2 separate regions of the Homo sapiens genome follow, and region 2 is linked to region 1. A link is an interaction called in ENCODE POLR2A ChIA-PET data of the cell type or tissue named here. Cell type or tissue: Panc1. All regions are shown on one strand. Links, peaks and the distances in the headings refer to the core of each region. The heading gives the core; the rest is flanking DNA. Region 1 overlaps CRMA (cardiomyocyte maturation associated lncRNA). Region 2 holds the start of LOC105372711 (a long non-coding RNA gene).

Evidence for each region. ChIA-PET counts read pairs that join two places held together with the same protein. Peaks named below come from ENCODE experiments on the same cell type or tissue, not always from the same donor. Only the 100,000 strongest peaks of a DNase experiment are listed, where the experiment ranks them.
Region 2: POLR2A ChIA-PET joins it to region 1 with 9 read pairs; 2 of 35 experiments call an interaction of 5 or more read pairs at or near these places.

Annotation. Positions count from the first base shown.
Region 1 is chr20:62,538,414-62,548,372 of GRCh38, forward strand. CRMA (cardiomyocyte maturation associated lncRNA) reads right to left here. Exons shown (of 7, transcript NR_033263.1): 2 at 9,899-9,959; 3 at 9,414-9,587; 4 at 9,135-9,289; 5 at 7,293-8,445; 6 at 6,807-6,954; 7 at 4,657-6,350. Among named protein-coding and RNA genes, the nearest start is that of MIR1-1HG, 7.1 kb to the right of the region's middle. In Panc1, for the core only: no CTCF peak of the experiment used is centred there; no DNase peak of the experiment used is centred there; H3K27ac peaks cover 1,353 bases.
Region 2 is chr20:62,480,358-62,490,316 of GRCh38, forward strand. It overlaps LOC105372711 (a long non-coding RNA gene), which reads left to right and starts at 95. Exons shown (of 4, transcript XR_007067706.1): 1 at 95-912; 2 at 2,563-2,799; 3 at 5,089-7,607; 4 at 8,124-9,959. RefSeq lists enhancers at 4,167-5,048, 5,049-5,929. In Panc1, for the core only: no CTCF peak of the experiment used is centred there; no DNase peak of the experiment used is centred there; H3K27ac peaks cover 4,183 bases.

The DNA of each region.
Region 1 (9,959 bases), core at 2,554-7,553:
GGCTGAAATTCAGGTGTTGACCCAGCTTCAGCCTCCCTGGAGGTCAGGCCCTCTTCTAGGTTTGCCAGGTTTTTGGCCGACCCCAGCTCCTCGCGGTTGGAGAGCTGAGGTCCCTGTTCTCTGTGGCTGGGGCCGGGTGCTCGCAGCTCCTAGAGGCTGCCCGGAGACCCTGCCACATGTGCCGGGGAGCGTTTCACAGCAGGCTGTGGCATCCTCCTCGGAGACCAGCAGGATTGGTCCCTGTGATGACCTGATGGGGTCAGGCCCAGCCAGCACCACCTTCCCTTTGAGTAACTTGAGGTCAAAGTTCCCTCCCCGGGAGTGATGCCGTCTTGCCTGCTGGCCCTGCCCTCACTCGGGGAGAGATGGTGGCGGGATGCACCCCACGGCCAGAATTGGCCGATTCTGCCTCCGCAGGCTTTGGCTTCCAAAGGAAGTCGGGAGACTCTGAGCCTCTCGCTCTACAGGGAGAGCCGGGAGGCCCCTGAGATGGACGCCCCCTCAGCAAATGCCTGAGATGCCGGGCTGAGGGGACAGAAGCTTTGCCCATGAGCCCTGCCCAGGCCCAGCCCCCACCCCTGCCCTGCTCCAGGCAGCCATGCCCAGCCCCCACCCCTGCCCCGCTCCGGGCAGCCATGCCCAGCCCCCACCCCTGCCCCGCTCTGGGCAGCCATGCCCAGCCCCCATCCCTGCCCCGCTCCAGGCAGCCATGCCCAGCCCACGTGCCTGGCGGGAGCATTTCTGGTGGCAGCCTTGCCCCCGGTCGTTGAGGCCCCGGATCCACGGGACGAGTGCCGTGAGAGGCCGGCTGTCTCAGTTAAGCTACCTGAAGACTCCAATTCAATCATTTATCAGGTCCCATCATAAATTCAAGGCAGCCCTCCAAGGTTTGAAGAGCTCAAATTTGACTTCCTCGGGAGTTTTACGAGGAGCAGGAGCCATTTGTCAGGGCAGACGGCTCCATCTGTTCAGCGGGCGCCCTTCGGGGAGGGAGGTTCCTGGCAAAAGCAAAGCTGGGACGGAGGTTGGTGCTGTCAGGAGGCCACGTGTCCTCCAGGGACCAGAGTGTGGCCCCTGAGAGTTTGTTTCTTGGGATGATTAGCAATTCAGCCAGGGCAGGGGCACATGGGGGTGCCGGGGGGTAGGGGAAGGTGGGGAGCTGCAGCCAAGTAACTGTGAGCAAAGAAACCCTGGCCGGCTTGAGCTGCAGCCAAACGCAGCTGCCGGAGGCCTCCCTGCTCAGGGCAGCACCCCCATATCCCAGCCACCAGGCCTCTTCTGGAGGGAAACTCGGCCCACAGGGCCCTGACCCTGGAGGGGAGAAAGGGTCACCCAAGCCTCCCTACTATCTGCAGCCTGTGGTGGGCACCCGTCAGCTGCAGAATGTGGGGGTTAGATCATAAGGCAGGAACAGCAGCTTCCTTGCCTTCTGAACATCCCGTCCCGGAGCTGGCTGGAGCCTGGCTCAGCAGAGCCAGGAGGCGCCTGCAGCGTTGGGACACGAGGCGAGCTGTGCAGAGAGGCAGCCGCACCTCGCTGGGCCCCTGGGTGGGGGGTGCTGCACTGTGCCAAGGGCTTCTGGGGCTCCCAGGTGGGGTGAGGGCTGCATCTGCCATGGAGCCCAAAGCCTCCTTGGGCCCAGGAATGGGGTTCACATCAGGAAACTGCCTGAGGGGTCTCGTTCCTGCTGTGCCCCAGGAGCGAGGGCTGGAGGAGGAGGAGGGTAGGAGACGGTTCTTCCAGAATTGACCATTTGAGCCAGGTCTGGGGGCCAGAACGGCAACCTCCCCCATGTGTGGCACATGTTTTAATCTGTCAAGTGGCTTTGTGGCCACCATCTCAGAATCTCCGAAAGCAGTAGCAATGGGAACCACCCCCCACCAAAGCTTGTGAAAATGCAGATTCCTGGGTACACCGCCTGGGTACGCCTGGGTACACTGAATCCTCCTACAGCTGCTCTGGGGTAGTGAGCTCCCCACCTGCATAAGCATTTAACCGAAGCATCCAGCTTCAGTGACAGGAGGGCTACTGGACCAGATGACATCCAGCTCAGTCCCAGATCCACTGACCGCCCAGGGGTCTCGATCACCTGATTCTCAGCAGGGCTGGTGGAGGCTGGCACCAGGATGACTCCGGACCAAGGTGCTGGGAGCCCAGGGCCCTCGGGGTAAGGGGTGCTTCACAGTGAGCAGCCCGAGGCACGTTCCCATGGGCCATTGTCACACCCTGCCTGGGGCTGCCAGCTCCAGGGGGCCATTGTGGCCTGCACCCCCGAGGAGGAGGACACCGCCCCCTACGGGTACCCTGAGCCTGCTGCCATATTTGTAAATGCTACACGCAGGGAACCAAAAAGTCCCCGGCCCAAATGAAACAAAACCCCAGAGAGCACCTGCTTGGGCCCACGAGAAAAAGCCATCTTGGCGTCCCATCCGCAATAGGACTCAGCTTGGCAGCCTGCACTGCGCAGCGTTCAGCTCCTTTCCAAATGAGTTTGGCGTTTTTTATAAAAAGCACCTTTATAACAATCCCAGAATGAATATTTATAGGGCAGGGATGAGGGAACCGGCTAATTGTGGCTGAGATCTTGCCGGATCAACACTCCTCGGCTCCCAGAGGATGTGCACAGGAGATTAAAGCTGTTCCCTTCATCCCTGGGCTCAGGGCTGGGCTCCGGGTGCAGGGTGGAGACCCAGAAGGAACCCTCTAACCCTTAGCAGATCATAGGCTAATGCCATGACCAAGGGCATCAGGGGCTGGGGATGTTCTTAGAAATAGGGCCCTTGGGAGGAGGTGGGAGGCCAAGGCTAAGGGCAAAATGAGAATCTGAGAATTTGGCCAGTGCCATTGGGCCTCCTCTGCTGGGAGCTGAGAATTCAGCCTCTGCCATCGGGCCTCCTCTGCCGGGAGCTGAGAATTCGGCCGCTGCCATTGGGCCTTCTCTGCTGGGAGCTGTTACAAGCTTCGGGTGGGGTGGATGATGAGGAGGCAAGACCCAGTGTGGGCGTCCATCTGGGTGTCTTGGACAGGACAGCCCAGGACCCCTGCTGTCCACCCTGGAGAGCAGAAGCTCTGAGCTCTCCCCCAGCCACCTCCTTCTGTGCAGTCCCTGGGAGAGGGGCAGGGAATAGGTGCCCAGAGTGGGACCAGGCGTCGTTTGGTTCTGGAGCTATAGGCAGCTGCAAGAGATGCTGGTGAAATCTGCAGAGATGAGGTCCCCTCTGAGCCTTGGGGCTTTGCTGGCAGCATCGCTGTGGCCTAGGACACAGGGAACAGAAGTGGGTGGCTAGGATCAGGCCCTTCTTTCTCCCTGGAAATGGAAATCTGTCTCAACCCAGAAAAATACTCTGCAAGAGCTGGTGAACTCGCTGGGGTGAGGGACCTGCTAGCTCCCTTCCCTGCCTGTGGTCCTTGTCCCCTGCAGGACTGGCCCTGAGTGGCTGGGGGCTGGGCACCATTCCTGATTGTCCAGCAGTGCTGGACTGGGGAGGGTCCTCACCATGGGTATGTCCATGGAGGGGGGCTCCTCCCTCAGCCCCAGCACTGCTCCCCAACCCTGACCCTGCTCTTCCACTCACCCCCTGCAAAGATGAGCAAAGTTGCAGCTCCAAGGGGCTGGGGCGGGCAGCTCAGAGGAGCCCAGGCTGCCCACTTCTGCCGGCTCGAAATGACTTCTATTTGCTTCTAGGATGGGTCAGTGTGAGTCCTCTACAGAGGAGAAGCAGGCAGACCCACAGAAACACTTATCGCCCCCACCCGACGCACACACCCACACTGAGCTGGGGCATCGAGCAGAGGGACGGAGCGGGAGGAGCAAGTCTTCGGCGTCCTGGGGCGGGGACATGGAGAGATCAGAGGTCAGCCTGGGCCCCCAGGGCCCTGTTGTATGTCCCCTGCCCCTTGGGGTCCTCCCCACATCCCGGGGGGTTCTGGGTTGGCTGGACTCAAGGATGGTGCAGTTGTACCGGAGGCCGCCCTGCGCTGACCCAGAGCCTCTGAGTGACCCGTGCTGGAGGCTCCAAGCAGTGCCACGTGGGCCTCAAGGAGTGTTGGAGTCTGCGACAGCAAAGCTGTCACCATTCTGAGTGGGATGTCTGTGGCTGGAAGCAAATTGCTCTCCCCTAACATCATGGCAATGAAATAGAACTTTATGAGCTGTCAGAGAGGCTTTGCCCACTGCCCCTCAGGTAGTGCGTGTGTATTTGTTTGGCTCCGTGTGCACCTGTGTACCCTGAGGTTGGGCAGGAGGCGGCCTCCCAGGCACGGTGCAGGAGGACGGTGAGGTCCCGTTCCTTTTTGTAGTGTTGCGGGACATGCTGGATGCCCACGGGCACTTCACACACAGCTCTGGTCTGTGGGGCACACAGGTGTGCACAGCCTCCTGGGAGCTTCCCAGGATACCTCATGTTTGTGTGAGCTGTGTGCTGGGGTGTGGGGCAGGCAGAGGGGACGATGGCAGACCACTGTAGGCTACGTCTCCTGCTGGGAGCTCGGACGAGTCCACGGGGACCTCTTAAAGGCTCTGAGGAGGCCCATCCTCCATGCCAGTGACAGGGAGTCTCCCGGGGGAGCCCTGCTTGTCCCCCCTCGACGCTCGTCTGGGCTGGGAGGGTCTCCTGGAAAGATGTGTGAAGGAGGGGCGAGGTCATGAGTCTCCCATGGCTGCTGTAACAAAAGTCACAGTTTATTCTCTTGCAGTCCCAAAAGTGAAATAAATCTAAAGTCCATGTGTTGAAAGGGCTGGCTGCTGGAGGCCCTGGGGAGAATCCGGGTCCTGCCCTCTCCGGGGTCTGGAGGTTCCCGCGCCTTCACCCGTGGCCCCTCCTTTAAAGCCATCTGTGCTATGTCTTCCAGGCTCCCCCTGACTCTGACCCTCCCACCCCCTCTCCTAAGGACCCTGTGAGGACACTGGGCCCACAGAGAGCATCCAGTGTGATCCTGCTCCGTCCCTCCTGCAGAGTCCCTGCTGCCACATAAGGTGGCACGGCCACGGGTTCTTGGACTGGGACGTGTACATCCTTAGGGGGAGTGGGCATTACTGTGTCCCCACACAGGGAATATGACAGCAGCAGACTGGCTTGGGCAGTGCTAATGCTGAGTTGTCTTACGGCCCTCCCTGGCAAACCTGTGACTGGCCCCGGGACAGTGTCCTTGGCCAGGAGGGCAGCCACCCCCCACCCTGCCTCTCTCCCAACTGTGGCTGGGGCATCAGGAGAGGCAAGGTCAGACCTCAGCAGTAGCTGCCCCTCCTCAGTGGGCAGCCTGAAGGGCCCCAAGCTCACGGTCTGGGTGGCCCTGTGTCCCAGGGCAGAGGTCACTGAGAGAGGTTTGGGGCTGGACTCTGAGCTGGGCTTTTTTTTTTTTTTTTTTTTAAACAGAGGTGAAATTCACACGACATACAATGACCACTTTAACAAGTGTGGTTCGGTGGCATGTAGCACATTTGCCACACTGTGCAGCCGCCACCTCTGTCTACTTCCCAGACACTTTCATCCCCCACCGAGGAGCTCTGGAGCCCATTAAGCAGTCACTCCCGTTCCTCTCCCCGCCCCCGCACCGCGGAATCTGCTTTCTGTCTCCATGGAGCTGCCCGCTCTGTGCATCTCCTATCAGCGGAATCCTGCAACCGGCGGTCTCTGTGTCTGCTTCTCCCGCCGAGCAGGGTTTTCAGGCACTTCGTGTTACCGCTCGTGTCCCCGTGTCATCCCTTTTTAGGGCTGAATGCTATTCCCTCACATGGATATGCCGCACTTCATTTATTTATTCATTTATTTAGAGACAGAGTCTCACTCTGTTACCCAGGCTGGAGAGCAATGGCATGATCTCGGTTCACTGCGACCTCTGCCTCCCGGGTTCAAGCGATTCTTGTTCCTCAGCCTTCCAAGTAGCTGGGACTACAGGCGCTCATCATCACACCCAGCTAATTTTTATATTTTTAGTAGAGACTGGGTTTCACCATGTTGGCCAGGCTGGTCTTGAACTCCCAACCTCAGGTGATCCACCCACCTCGGCCTCCCAAAGTGCTGGGATGACAGGCCATGCTTTCTTTATCTGTCATCAGCTGACAAGCCTGTGGCTCCTCCGCCTTTTGGCTGCTGTGAATAGTGCTGCTGGGAACACTTCTGTGCGCTTATTTGTTTGAATATTTCTTTTTATTTTGGGGAGCTGGTGCTGTATTAGTCAGGTCTTGCATTGCTGTAAAGATAAACCTGGGGCTCGGTGATTTATGAGGAGAGGTTTAGCTGGCTCACGGTTCTGCAGGCTGTATAGGAAGCATGGTGCTGGCATCTGCTGGGCTTCTGGTCAGCCCTCAGAAAGCTTACAGTCATGGCAGAAGGCGAAGGAGGAGCAGGCTTGTTACATTGCCAGAGCCGGAACAAAAGACAGAGAGTTGTGGGGGAGGTATGACACACTTCTCAACAACCAGATCTCGTGAGAACTCACTGTGGTGAGTGGGTTCATGGCACCCAGCCATGAGGGATCCACCCCCAGAACCCAAACACACCAGGCCCCACCTCCGGCACTGGGGCTCACAGCTTAACACGAGCTTTGGAGGGGACGTGCAAGCTCTGTCAGAGGCCCAGGAGTGCAATTGCTGGGGTTTATGACTTCATTTTTCAAGGGACTGCCAGGCTGTTTCCACAGTGGCTTCACCTGCATGAGGTGGTCAGGGGTGGGTGAAGGGGCCCCACGTGTGGCTGGGCAGCAGTGACAGGGCTTGGTCAGGAGCCAACACCCTGCTCCTTGCAGTGAACAAGAAGCGCACAGCCCGAGAGAGCCCTAAGTGTTCACGGCCACCCTGTACCTACACAGCTGTGGGGTCAGCTCCAGGGAAGTGGCCTGCTCAGCCTCAGTCCTCTGCTGGGAGCCCATTGTTCGTGGATTTCCAGAAAGAGGGGTGCCAGGTGCACACTCGACTCACTGAGTGGGCCGCTGGTCCGGGCACAGTGGAGGCCTCTGCTGGGACGTAAGATACTATGGGAAATACTGGCTTCAAGAAACCCAAGAAACCCTCCCCACGGAGCACCTTGGCTGCTGGGGCTTTGTCCGGCCGCGGTGGGCGACTAGGGACAGCTCGGGTGTGGGGTAGCTGCGGCTGGAATCCTGCGGATGAAGTGGGAGCAGCCCTCATCAAGCCACCGCTGACTGGGACCACGGCTCCCCAACAGCTCCCACTGCCTCTGGGGTTGGGCATCCTGGCAGGTGTCCCCGCCCCTGTGGCCTGACCCTCCAAGGGTACTGGCCCTGCCGTGCACCTCCCCCACTGAATAAGCCCTCAACCTCGCCCCACTCACAAAGCTGAACACATATGAACGCGGCTTCAGCCAGAGTCCCCTGTCCTGCCCACAGCCCAGCTGTCCAGCTGTTCAGGGGTCCATGGATTCATGGATCAGTTGATTGATCGAGTCATTCATTCATTCACTTGGTCCTCTGAGCTCCAGTGTCCAAAGGCCGAAGAGAGGTGAGGAGGCAGCCCTGCCCGGGGTCCTCCCTGAGCTCCCACTTCCTCATCACCCCTAAGGGGGTGCTGTGGCCCCCCTTCCCAGTTGAGGAAGCTGAGGTCAGAGAGGTGAGAGACCTGCCCTCATCCACACCCAGGCCCAGGCTCGGAAGGGCCTCCCCCTCCACCGGGGCACAGTGATGCTGGGCGCTGGCACTGGTGAGGCGCCTCCCTCAGCCCGTCCTGCTGGTGCAGGAATGCCAAGGAATTGTGGGTGGCAGGGCCCTCCCCTGGACAAGGGTCCATCTCAGGGTGTCTGCCCCGTCGGCTGAAGACCCCCTCTCCCTGGCAGCCGGGGCCTGGTCACAGCTGCTCCTGGGACCCTCACCTTGACTGTGTGAATTTCTGCCCACGATAGAGACCCCGAATCCACGGCTGTGGCGGGTGCAGGAGGAGGAGGATGGCCCTGCCGGGGCGTGTGTGCCACATTCTGAGCACAGACATCCCTAGGGGATTGGGATGCCGCCTGGCCCTGGGGGCTAAGGGGCCACTTGGGACACTCAGCGGTGGCCCAGGGTGAGGCTGGAATCCAGAATCAGATGGTCCTTCCCGGCAATGCAGCCCCCTCCGCAGACCGGATGGTGTGGCCCCGTGGGAAGCGCTGTGGCGTGGGGCTCCATGACCGCCCTTGGCTTCCGAGAAACCGCTGCTCTCCTGCGTCCGCCCTCCGCTCAGCTTGTGTGGTGAACTCCCCTCGTGCGCGAGGTGCCCTGTGGCCAGAGTCTGCATGTGCCTCTACTTACCCAAATCCCAGGGGCCTCTCGCTGGGAGCTGCCCCCACCCAGTCAGCCCCGGGACCCTCTGGTCTGTGCTGCAGCCTCTGCGTTGGGCAGCCTCTCTCCTGTTTGCTCTGGCACCATCCAGGCCACAGTCTCCGTGCTCCCCACTCTCCAGCCCGGCTCCCCTCTTGCTGCACTCAGAGTCCTGGGGCTGGGGCAGGTTCAGATCTGGGGACAGACAAGGATGTAGGGGCAGGAAGATAGGCTCTGGGTCTTCGCGTGCTGGGCAACTGGCTTTTCCTCCTGAGCCTCAGTTTCCCCACCTACAAAATGGTCTCAGAAGGCTCCCTGGTGACGGGCCGTCCCCCTCCTAGGGATGCACTCTGTTCCTCAGGGCCCAGGCCATCTGACATCCCCCCTTGCTCTTGTGACCACATCTGCTCCAACAGTGAATCTTTCGGGCAAACTTTCAAGGCACAGCCAGAGCTGGGCAGCCCTCCCCAGGGCACCGCAGCTGGGCAGGGCCCCTGATGCTCCAGCCTCTGCCCTCCACCCTCACCCTCAGCAGATAAGCCATAAGGACCCTGCTATAGCCGTGCCAGCCTGCCCAGGCCTGTGCCCCTCAGCAGGACACCTGCAGCCCTGGCACTGGCCTACAAGGCCTGACGTGGTCTGACCCTGCCCGAAGCCCAGCCCCAGGCCACCCATCCACTGCCACTGCCCCAGTGGCAGCCATGCTGGCCTCCTGCTGCCCGCTGGACACACCAGGCCCCCCTTCCCGCCTCCGGGCTCCTGCCTTCCTGTACACACTCCCCGGGGTGCTCTTCCGGGACCCTTCCCCGCCTGCCCCTCTGACATCACTGGGGGGCCTGTTCATTCACCCCCACCCAGGCCTTCCCTGACCTCTGACCTCTGACCTGCAAGGCGGGACTCCAGGCCCTGCCCCCTGCTCCCCGGCTGCTCCTTCCGGCCCCCATGCCTGGCGCTGGGCCTGTCTCCACATTCCCTGGGCTGTGCATTTTCTCTCTCCCCCGCTGTCCCATACGGCGCCAGCTACATGAGCCTCCTGAAGCTGAAACAAATCAAAGCTGCACTGACTAAAAAATCCAGGTCTGCAGGGGCACCAGCCCCGTTTCTGAGAGCTTGGCAGCCACCGTGGCCAGTGGGAGCCGTGTGAGACAGGGCAGAGCACTCACCGTCATGGCGTGTTCCACCGGACGGGGCCTCGTGGTCAGCCCCGCAAGGGCGGGGTGAGCCTGCTTGTCCCCTGCTTGGGTCCTTGCTCAGGCGTCCCTGTGGGGCGAGGGCTGTGGTGGCCTTGCTGTCGGGGCTTACTGCTTGCTCCTTCATTCATTCACGCCTTAAACCACCTGCAGACACCAAGGGGAAAGTCTCGGGGGCCTAGGCCCTTCTCCCCTCTCTTCCCCTTCTGCCCCCTCTACCCCGTCTCCCCCTTCTCTCCCCTCTCCCCTCCCTCCCGTCTCTCCTACCCACTGCGGTCTCCCTTTCAAATCATGGTGGAGTGGGCCACGGGCAGCACGGCCCTGGGCCGTCAGGGGCGAGGGCTATGGGCTCTGACTTTACTGCCCTGGCGAGGACAGCCGTGGACATGGTGGGGGCCAGAACACACCCAGCTCCGATCAGTGCTTGGTATGGGACCTTGGGAGAGTGAGGCACCCACCCTGAGCCCACGTTCCTTCTCCGTAAAGTGGGGACAGCAAAATGCTCTCCTCTTAGGGATG
Region 2 (9,959 bases), core at 2,196-7,195, 58 kb before region 1:
CATACTTATCAAGGGAAAGAAAACAGTCTCATTGTTCAGGAGGATAAGGACCAGCTCCCAGGAGACGCCTCAGACACGGCCCCTGTGGGTGGAGTCCTGGGTACATGGCCTCCCCCAGGGGCCTTGTTCTCTGCCCAGGAACGGCCCCAGGGAGGGCCCTTCCCAGAAGCAGTCCTGGGCAGGGCCCCCTTGAGGAGCAGCCCTGGCAGGTGGGTCCTCGCCTTGTACGCTGCCTGCAGGTGCTGGATGCTCCACATGTGGGCACCGGGGATGGTCCCACTTGAGGCTTTGAGCTCCGGCGAGGCCACCCTCTGTCCAGCCAGGGGGAGGGTGCCTCTGAGAAGGGGGCTGTCAGAGTTGCCTGAGGAGGGGGCTGGGATGACCCCTATCAATCCCAGTCCTGGGGTTCCTTGGCTCTTGTCCCTCCCTGCAAGTGGGGAGGCCATGAGAAGTTGTGGGGAAAGGCCCCAGAGACCCCAGGGCAGGGAAGGAGGCCTGGGGGCTGTGCTGGGGCCTGGAAGGGGGAGGCCTTGTGCTGCTCCCTGTGGTCTGACGGGCAGGAGGTTAGAGGGAGGGGCAGGCCTGCTTCCAGCAGGGTGGTCAGTGCAGGGCAGTCAGCGCAGGGCGGAGGTCTGTTTTCTCCTTGGTTATTTCAGGTAAACCGCATGCCCCGGGCCCCCAGAGTGGGAGAAAAGCCAGTTCATGGCCCTCTCCCCACCTTCAGCACTGCCCCTCCCCCCAGTCTCCACCCTGGCAGGGCTGTGGGGCCCGGGGCATCAGCTGAGCCCACTGGGCCCACAGCACCCTCAGGACCTCGCCACCCCTTGGGACCCACAGGGTAGCATTCCAGGGCTTCTCCTACACAGGGGGCTCCATTCGCCCGAAGGCCAAGGACTGCAGAGCTCATCAATGGTGAGGGGGGCCCGGGAGGTGGGTGCCTTGGGGGTGGTCCCAACTGGGTGGGGTTGGGGAGCCTGGGGGCACCATACGGGTATAAGAATTCATTTTGGACACAGTGTGTGTCCCCTTCTGCGGAACCTTTGAGCTCAATAGCCCAAGGGCAGGCCAGGCTCACCGCCCCTTTGGCTGTTGCCACTCTGGGTCAGTCTCCAGGGGCAAGGACAGGTTGGCAGTGTCCCCCCTCTGCCTGACTCCAGTCTGGGCATTTCTGGAGCATCCTGTGCGCCTGGCTCAGCCCAGCAAGCTGACATTTGAAAGCTCACAGCTGTCCTGTGAGGTGGGTGATTCCCGTGTCGTTTCATGGTGAAGAAGCCAAGGCCAGGACAGAAGTGACCTGTCCCCGGGCCACAGCTGGGCAGGGGCGGAGTTGGCATTTGAACCCAGCTGCGTGCCTCTTGAGTGCTGCTCTGTGGGCCCCGCAGCCTCCTGTCAGCTCCTTCTGGCGCCTGCTCTGTGGGTGTTCCTTTTGTCTAAGGCGCCTGCAGCCCTCAGAGGGTCTGTGGGGTGGGGACAGAGCTCAGCACCCCGCATCCACCAGCACCATCTCCGACCTCTGTGCAGGCTTCGTGTTAGAGGTGGCAGCCAGGTCCTGCCAACGGAAGATGCTGGGCCTTGGAAACAGCCTGCACTGTAGGTGACCCGGCCGGCCGGGCCCAAACTGGCTGCCAAGAAAAGGGAGCGGGAAAGGAAAACAGCTCTCGGCCACATCGCCTGTGTAACCGAATCTGTTTTCAAAGCCCCTCGCAACGCGGGCTCCGCATTCGGCAGGGCAGGCACTCGCCGCCAGATCCCCGAGGACTGCTCAGGGGGTCTTCTGGGAGGAGCTCAAAGCGAGTTTGTTTTCGGGGAGGAGGTCATTGCACTCAAGGTCCCCGTGACTGCAGCGTTCTCAAACGTCCTGCCATGTGCTGGGATAACCCCACCCACCGCAGGCGTGCCCTCCGTGGGGCAGGGAGGGGAAGCAGGTTTGGGCTGTTAGGGCTGCAAGCCAAGGGGCCTGCAGGGCATCTTAGTGAGCTGCTTTGGTGTCCCTGCAGTTGGCGACACCCATTGTCACACCCCCTCGGCACCCTCGGTCTCCCACATGACAGACTTACCTGGGGATGCAAACAGGGCTGGTGATGACCTTGGCCCTGTGCGGTGGGGTGGCCGTTTATGATGGGGCCTGCACTCAACTCACTTTCAGGTCTAGATGCGGGGACCGGGGGAGGTGTCAGCTGGGCTGGGCTGGGCACGACTAGACTGTGGCCCCGTCTGCGGGAGCCCGGCCACCACCTCAGCAACGCCACCTCCTTAGGATGTGGGGGCGGGATTTACTCTCGAGACTCTTAGAGCCAGCGGGTGGCTGGAGGCTCATAGCCTGGCCCAGGCAGCTGGGGGAGGGCTTTGCTGGTGCCTGGGACCCCCCACCCCCTGCATTCTCGCCTTTGCTTTCTCTTTTGCTCTCGTCTTTAACAACATCTCTCCACTCCTCCCCTCCCTCCCTCCTCTGGCCTGCCCGCTCCTTCATTCCTTCTCTGCTCCTAACCCCCGCATAGAGGAGCCTGGGGAGCCCGCAGCCTCCTGACCCCATGTTCCTCTTTCTCTCCTGTCTTCCTGGAGACGTCTGCCACTGACAGTCTTGGAGCCCTGTCAAGGGGACCTGTCCTGCGCTGGGCTGTCCACAGAGGAGCAGCGTGGAGGAGCTGGGAGTGCCCAGCCTGCCTGTGGGCTGCATTGCCGCTTCCTGCCCAGGAGCCCTGCAGCCGTCTGTCCGCCTCTGAGTAGGACAGTGGGGTTTCCTGGCCAGGAGCAGAGTTTGTCACATTCCAGTTATGTCTGCCCAATGTTCAGCTTTTGGTGAGTGTCAAAGAGTCAGCCCCACTCTGCGGGCGGGAGGGGACCTGAGATGTGAATCCAGGGGAGTTAAAAGGCTTCGGAAAGCATCCAAAAGTATAGAGAAAAAAAGGATAGTTGAGGGGCTGGGACGATGCAAGCCTTTTATTTTCATCCTTTAACTTTTTTTGCATTTCTGTATTTTCCACCATGAACAAAGCTCATTGATAATAGAGACTGAAATATTTCATGGATGATTCAAAGAGATAATCTGAAAAGGGAAATAACGTTTTTCTAGGGTCTGGCTGAAGCTGCCCTGCGGATTATGCAAAAACCTGTCTGAGGGAGTGAGAACGCAGAGGCACCTTAGAGCCAGCCATGGCTCCAAGCTCTGAGGATCTGCAACAGACACACATTGGCTGGGCCTGAGCAAAGAGGGAAAGCCACTCTCCTTCAGCAACGAAGGAGTGGGGATAGCAAGGGCTGAGCTTGTACATGCACACCTGTGTGCAGCCACACACATACACCTGTGCACACACATGCATATGCTCATATATGTGCACACATGCAGGCCCGTGCTCACATGCATGCATACCTCTGTGCCCCCACACTTAATGCACATACATGTGCACATGCACACCTACACACATTCCTATGCACCCACCCAGTGCTCATGACAAACCTGTGTGTACTTACGTGTGTACATCCAGATGCACCCACACACTCGCACACATGCCTCTACGTGTACGCCCATGGGCACGTGTGCTCACAGAGGCCTGGAAGGTGCTGTTTTTCCACGCGACGATGGCTGCCGTGCTCGGTGGGAGCAGCCGCGTTGCTGCCTGTTCCCGTGCCCCAGTCTGGCCGTCACTCCTCACCCTCGTCAGGCTCAGGGTGGGAGGGTGAGTAGCCTGGAGTGGCCTGGTCACGTAGGTGGGCAGCCAGCTGGGGCACTGACCTCCAGATGGGCCACGAGAGCCCTTCCTGCATCTTCTGAGTCCCTGACTCAGTGCCCAGTGAGGGTCCCGGAGGGCAAAAGAATGTCTAACGCTCCACCTGTGGGCGGGTCTGGCCTTACGGAAACTTCTCCATGGCAGGTGGAGGCCTGGTTGAGTGGAGCAAAGGGCAGGCATTCCCAGTGATCAGGAGCTGGGGCCAGGCCTACTGACACCTTGATGCTGAGGGGCCAGAGCGGTCCTGAGCGATGTCCCGAAGGCCCAGGGTCTGGGCAGGTGGAGGCAGATGGACCAAGCAGGGCCTTTGTGTTCCAGGGCACTTTGCAGGCAGCAGGACCCCCAGGTCCTCTGGAGAGGGTGGCTGGAGACCCGGCCTGAAGCTGCTGCCCCCAACACCACAGGATACCTGCCTGCAGGTGCCATCCATTGCTTGGGGGCTGCACAGAGCAGTTTTGAGCAGGCAGTGGGGTGTCACCTTGGAGTGGCTGTGAGATGTGCGGGACCCTTGGGGGCCACCTGGGGTCAAGCCCAGCCCTGCCTCTTGGGCTCTGGGACCCTGGGGGAGCCACTCCGTGCTCTGTGCCTAGGTCTGTGACCCTGGAGGAGGGCGGTGCTGTCCATCTCCGGGGACGATGGTTGCATCTCAAGGGTAAGGGCCCCAGGCCTGCCAGGTGCTTCGAGTACAGTCCAGGGGCGGCCTCTCGGGGCTGCTCTGGTGGGCGGCCAGACCCTGCTGGAATGTGACTCTGTTCCTGGGATCAGGACCTGCCCTGTTGCTTGTGGGCAGGGTTGCCTTTGTCAGGTCCTGCCATTTCTGAGCCTCAGTTTCCCAATCTGTGGTGGGGTTGACGTGAGGAAATGAGAAATGCACCCAGGGAGCACTGGCTGGCGCTGCAGGGCAGCAAGGGGGAGCCACCATGGTCACTCTTGGAAAAGTCCCCAGCCCTGCACCAGCAGGGCAGTAAGAAAGTCCACGGCTGCCGCTGTCCTGGAGAGAGGCAGCAGCCCGGGAGAGGCAGCAGCCCTGGCCACACCCCTGCCAAGAGCCAGCTCAGGGGCCCAGGGCCGCTGAGATCACTGGGCAGTTCCCAGGCTGGCTGGGCTGTCCCCTCGTCAGGAGGGCAGGGCTGGCAGGTTTGTGGACGCCTTCCCAGGCTGACCCCCACAATAGCCGCCCTGCTCCACCCTGAATCTACCCGTCCCAGGCTGCGCCTGCCTCCAAGTGCCTGATTGGAGATGGCCAAGCCCATTCCTCATGTACAAAGAATTTCCCGAGCAGCCACAGCTGCTGCAGCTGGAACTTGTCTCCAGATGGGTCGTTCCGAGGGAAACCAGCGTCTCCTGTCTCCTCCTGCAGACATGGGCTGGCGTCCGAGCCCTGGATCCCCTGCCCTGGCTTGGCTTCCTCTGGAGGGGAGATAAGGGGCTCCTGACATCTTGTAGGCTGAAGAACCCGCCCAGCACGCTGACAGGGAGGCGCCAGAGGCAGCCGCAGACCGGCCTCAGCCCCTGCAGCCCCTCCCCTCTTGTTGTTGCAGAAAGAAGCCCTCAGGGCCCAAGGTCGACCCACCCAGCCAGGGGACTGCTCTGTAGCTGTGGCCCACTCCAGCCAACCCGGGAGTGAGGGGCTCCGAAGCGTGCCCAGCACATAGGGAGGGCTCATTCCGGGGGGCACCGTCTCCCAGTCAGAGCAGGCTGGAGCTGGGCACAGCCGAGGAAGAGCAAACGTGTTCTGTCCTTGACTCCTTCTCCAAGTTTGTGATGGCATCTGCCATGGGCCAGACAGGGGCACACGAGAGTGAGCGAGTGGACGTGGCTGCCCTCTGGAGCCTTCCAGGGCGCGATGGCAGGTGTGGAGAGGCACACAGGGAAACCCTGGAGTCTCGCCGAGGTACAAGGCGATGCAGAAAGGGCCAGGGAGTTCCCAGAGACTGTCAGGGGCTCCCTGGGCGGAGGCAGAGACCCCCACCTGGCCCCTGGCACCTCCAGCACCATGGGCGCCCTGGCTAGGGATCCCTTCCTGTCTGAGGTCAGCGCTGCAAACCTGTGGCTGCGGTTACCCCACCATGTTTTTTAAAATTGGAACAATTCATGTAAAAGCCCAGATTCATTTTTTCTTGAAAAAAATTGACAGCCAACTGTGACCACAGTGGGCTTGTTTCTACGCATTGGGGGCTCTTCCCTCGGAACAGGCAGTGCTCTCAGTTGCCGTAGACGCCCCCCACTCCCTGTCATCTCACCCGGTCCCTGCTGGGCCTCTTTGTGGCCCATCCCCTGGTTCAGATATTTCATTCAAAGACCCACCCCCCCAGGGGGAGGCCATCCTTCTCAGGAAGGTCGCTTGGCCTGGACTCGGAACTGGACACTCATTACTGGTCACCCTGTGACTGGAGCAGGACTTTGCCTTTCTGCACCTCGGTTTCTCCATCCTAAGAGGGGCTAACGCCTGTGTCGTGGGACTGTCCCGAGGCGCTCAGAAGCAGTAGGCTTGCTCATGCTTAAGCACAGAGCTCACAGCTGGGGGTGGCCCCTGTGCCACAGGTCCCTGTGTGTGCCCAACTCCCGCTGCAGAGGGCAACGCTGTGTGTGCCCATGTCTGTGCTGTGGATGCAATGTGTAAACTGCACAGCCTTTGACGGTGGCTGCCTGGGTTGGAACGCGGGCCTCTATGTGTGCTCTCCAACGGCCTGTGGCGGAAGGGCAGCCCCTCCCTTGGTGGGGGAAGTTCTCCATAGCTTTGGTGCTTGGGAGGTTTGGAGATGGCTTAGAGAGCCATCGGGATGTGAGGGGATACATTTATCTCTGTCTTCTTGGGGACAGACCTCGGAGGTCCCTCTTTCACCCTTAAAGGCCTGGATGAATGGAATCCGTGGGGCAGGATTCTCAAAGCAAGACTGGTGGGGCCTCACAGGCATTCCTGGAAAAGGGCTGTGGAGTTAAAAACCCAAGCGGGAAATAAACAGAACTAGGCTTAGGAAGGGTCTCTCTGGGAGGCCTGTCTGCCCTCCATCTTTCGTGGGCTCAGGAGCACTGCCTGGGGCTGGGAGCGAGAGCTCGGATACTTTACGTTCTCTGAGGCGCTGACCGTGGCTCTGCGAGGAGGAGTGTTCCTCCGGACAGACATCTTTCAGCGGCGCTGGACTAAGCCATGGGACAGGTCTGACTGTGGCTCTGCGCTCCCCGCCGCCCCATCTGTTGCCCCCTCCCCACTGAGAGCTGGGGGAGGGACGGGATCTTTGTGAGCTGACTTGGGGTCTCAGAGCCGCGGGGAGGGAGGAGTGGGGCTCTCCCTGCGCGGGTTCCTTTTCTGGGTGAGGCGGAGCCTGTTCACCAGGCAGATCGGGGGCTCCCCGGCCTCCACAGATCTCCTGGTGTCTCCCCCCAGGCTGTTCACACTTTCTTTACTTGGGGGGCTGATAAGTCACGCAGCTGGCAGCATTTGCACCTGATTCAAGGAGGTGAACATTTTCCCTGGAGATTAGCCTTGAAGTCAGGGCTGGTCCCCACCCGGGGACGAGGAGAGGACAGAAGGCTACAGAGGGCTGCACCGGGGGAGGGTAGATGGGGCGTTCACCCACCCCTGCTGCCGCATTTTCCTTTGTTGGTTTTGCCCGAGGTCTGATAAGCACCCTGCTCCAGCCAGAGGCCTTATCTGGCCGCCTAATCCCCTGGCCTTGGCTGGAGAACACCAGGGCTTTGCCCAGTCCGCCCTCCCTACCCCCTCCCTGGCCCCTGCAGGCCGTTGGGGCTGGGGGTGGAGGGAGAGGGAGGTGGAGTGAATACCCCCTTCCTCTTGCTCTTTCTCTTCCAACAGGGCAAGGGGTGCCGGTGGTTGAAGAGGCCCCTCTGGGCAGGAACCTCTCACCTGGGGCACGGGTGAGTGGGAGCCATCCTCCACTGCCCACCTCCCAGCTGTGGCCCTGAGCTGCACTGGCCCTGTGGCCACAGACCAGTTGACCAGGAAGCCCTGGGAATCAGTAGGAAATGAGTTTGAGACCCGGTCCTTCACCTTAGGAAATGAGTTTGAGACCCGGTCCTCCACATTAGGAAATGAGTTTGAGACCGGGTCCTCCACACAGGCATCTGTGCACATACACTCAGGCTCAGCAGGAGTTTGAGACCAGGTCCTCCACACAGGTTTCTGGGCACATAGACTCAGGCTTGGCAGGAGGCCCTCCTGGTGCAAGTTCCAGCCCTTCCTTCATTTTGTGTCTGGAGCAAGTGAGCACCCCATGTGCCCAGAGTTCTCATCCAAGAAGTGGGTTGATGAGCCCAGCCTCGCAGGGAGCTGGGAGGTGGGAAGAGCTCACCCTGGTCTGGCTTGTGGTCCTTACAATGATGGCATCATTGTCATCATCATCATCATCATCCTCCTCCTTGTCAACCACTTAGAGCTCATGAAGACAGCTCCCTCCATCATGCCCTGTTTTATAGCTGAAACCAAAGAATTCAAGCTCCATAAGGAAGAACCTAGAGGCCCCCCACGTCAGCCTGCCCCAGCCTGGAGCTTACCCACCATGGAAATGTGTCTGTTGGCCTTACAGAGGAGAAGGCATTTGGGCAGGGCTTTGAGGTATGAGTAGGAGTTTGCTGAATGAAATGAGAGGAAAGGGTTTTCAGGGCAGAGGGAACAGGTTGGGGTGGTAAGAAGGGTCCTGAGGCCCATAGAGAGTGACTGCTATGAGTGAGTGGTTGGAACTGGCGTGACTGAAGATGGGGAAGGACATCTGGGGGTCGGGGGTGCCAGAGGAGTTGGGGATTTATCTGGAAGATGGTGGGTGCTAAGGCAAGAAGAACCAATTCCTTTTTCTTTTTGCCAAAGCAAAGCCCTCCATAGGATTTCCTTTTGGACTTTCTTTTTGAAAGAGTAATGCACACTGACAGTAACCATTTAGATAATACAGTTTCTAAAAGAAAAGCAATGATCCTTTGCCTCTCCCACACCCACCTTTTCCCCACAAGCCCCCAGAAGGCTGGGGGTCTGCTCTCCCTCCCTTGACAGCTGCAGGATGTTTTGTGGTGGGGTGTGAGGGGCTTTGGCCAGTCCCTGGAGATGGACGTGCTGGTGTGTCCAGTTTCCCCAGCCCACTTAAATGGGTGCAGTGAGTGGCCTTTATAAGTTCCCCGAAGGGGGCGTGTGGGGGACAGTTACAGACATGTCGTTTAACAAATGCTGCAGATCCCCTTCCAGAAGTGAAGAACATCTCAGCCGTGCCCTGGCAGGCCTGGCTCCTCCCCCTCCACACCTGAAGTTTCTGTTTAAAATGTTTGGCCACTGGAGGGGTGAAGACACTCACCTGTGCCTGAGGCACTTTATTATCCTGACTGAGCGCGCCCTGCACCTCTCACTGTCCTGAAGTGGCTCGGCCCTCGGGCTTCATCTGGGCCTTCTGTACCTGAGCCTGGGCTTGGCCCAGCGTGGCCAGTGGGCTCCGGGCCCCTCCTGCCAGCCTAGCACTTCTGAGACAGAAGCCTGGCGCAGCAGGCAGGCACCTCTGGACTTTGAGCCTGGGCCCTTGACAGCCAGGGAGAGGGCGACCCCCAGCACACACTACCCTAACCTTTAGCAACGTCCCCACTGCAGATGGGGGTGCTAGCCTTGAAAGTTGGGTGCCCCAAGGGTTGGGGCAGGAGGGCAAGGGGCCGCCCCAGGGAGGTGGTGCATGACACAGCCTATAACAGGCAGTGACTCACTGCTCATCCAGCCATAAAGTCAGGGTGATAGGCTCAGTGTCCCAGCCGTGCTCCCTGGAGTCCCTGCCCCAACGTCATTCCCTTCTCTGCAGCCTGCGCTGGGCAGAGCTCCCTCCCCAGGGGGGCCGCCTGGGCCACTCTGGGACCATCCACCCATTCCAGACCCACCCATTCCAACTCACTTGCTACTGCTGGGGAGACTGAGTGCCAGGGAGGGGGAGCAAGGGTAGATGGAGAACTAACAGTGTCAGAGTCCACAGGTCATCTGTCCCCCACTTTACAGTGTGGACTGCGGGAGGGGATCCCAGTGTGGGCTGCAGAGCTCAGGGCCAGGATGCTCGGCCTGTCCAGGCTGCGATCTGGAGGAAGCGGGTACTCTCTGCTTAGCCCAGGGCCTTCCACGCTCCTGGGGGCTGCGGGGACAGATCCAAGAACATGGGCCCTGGGGCCATGGTGTCCGATTCAACCCACGCTTCCTCCCTGTTGACACCGGGCAACTTGCTGAGCCGCTCCGTGCCTCAGTTTCCTCGTCTG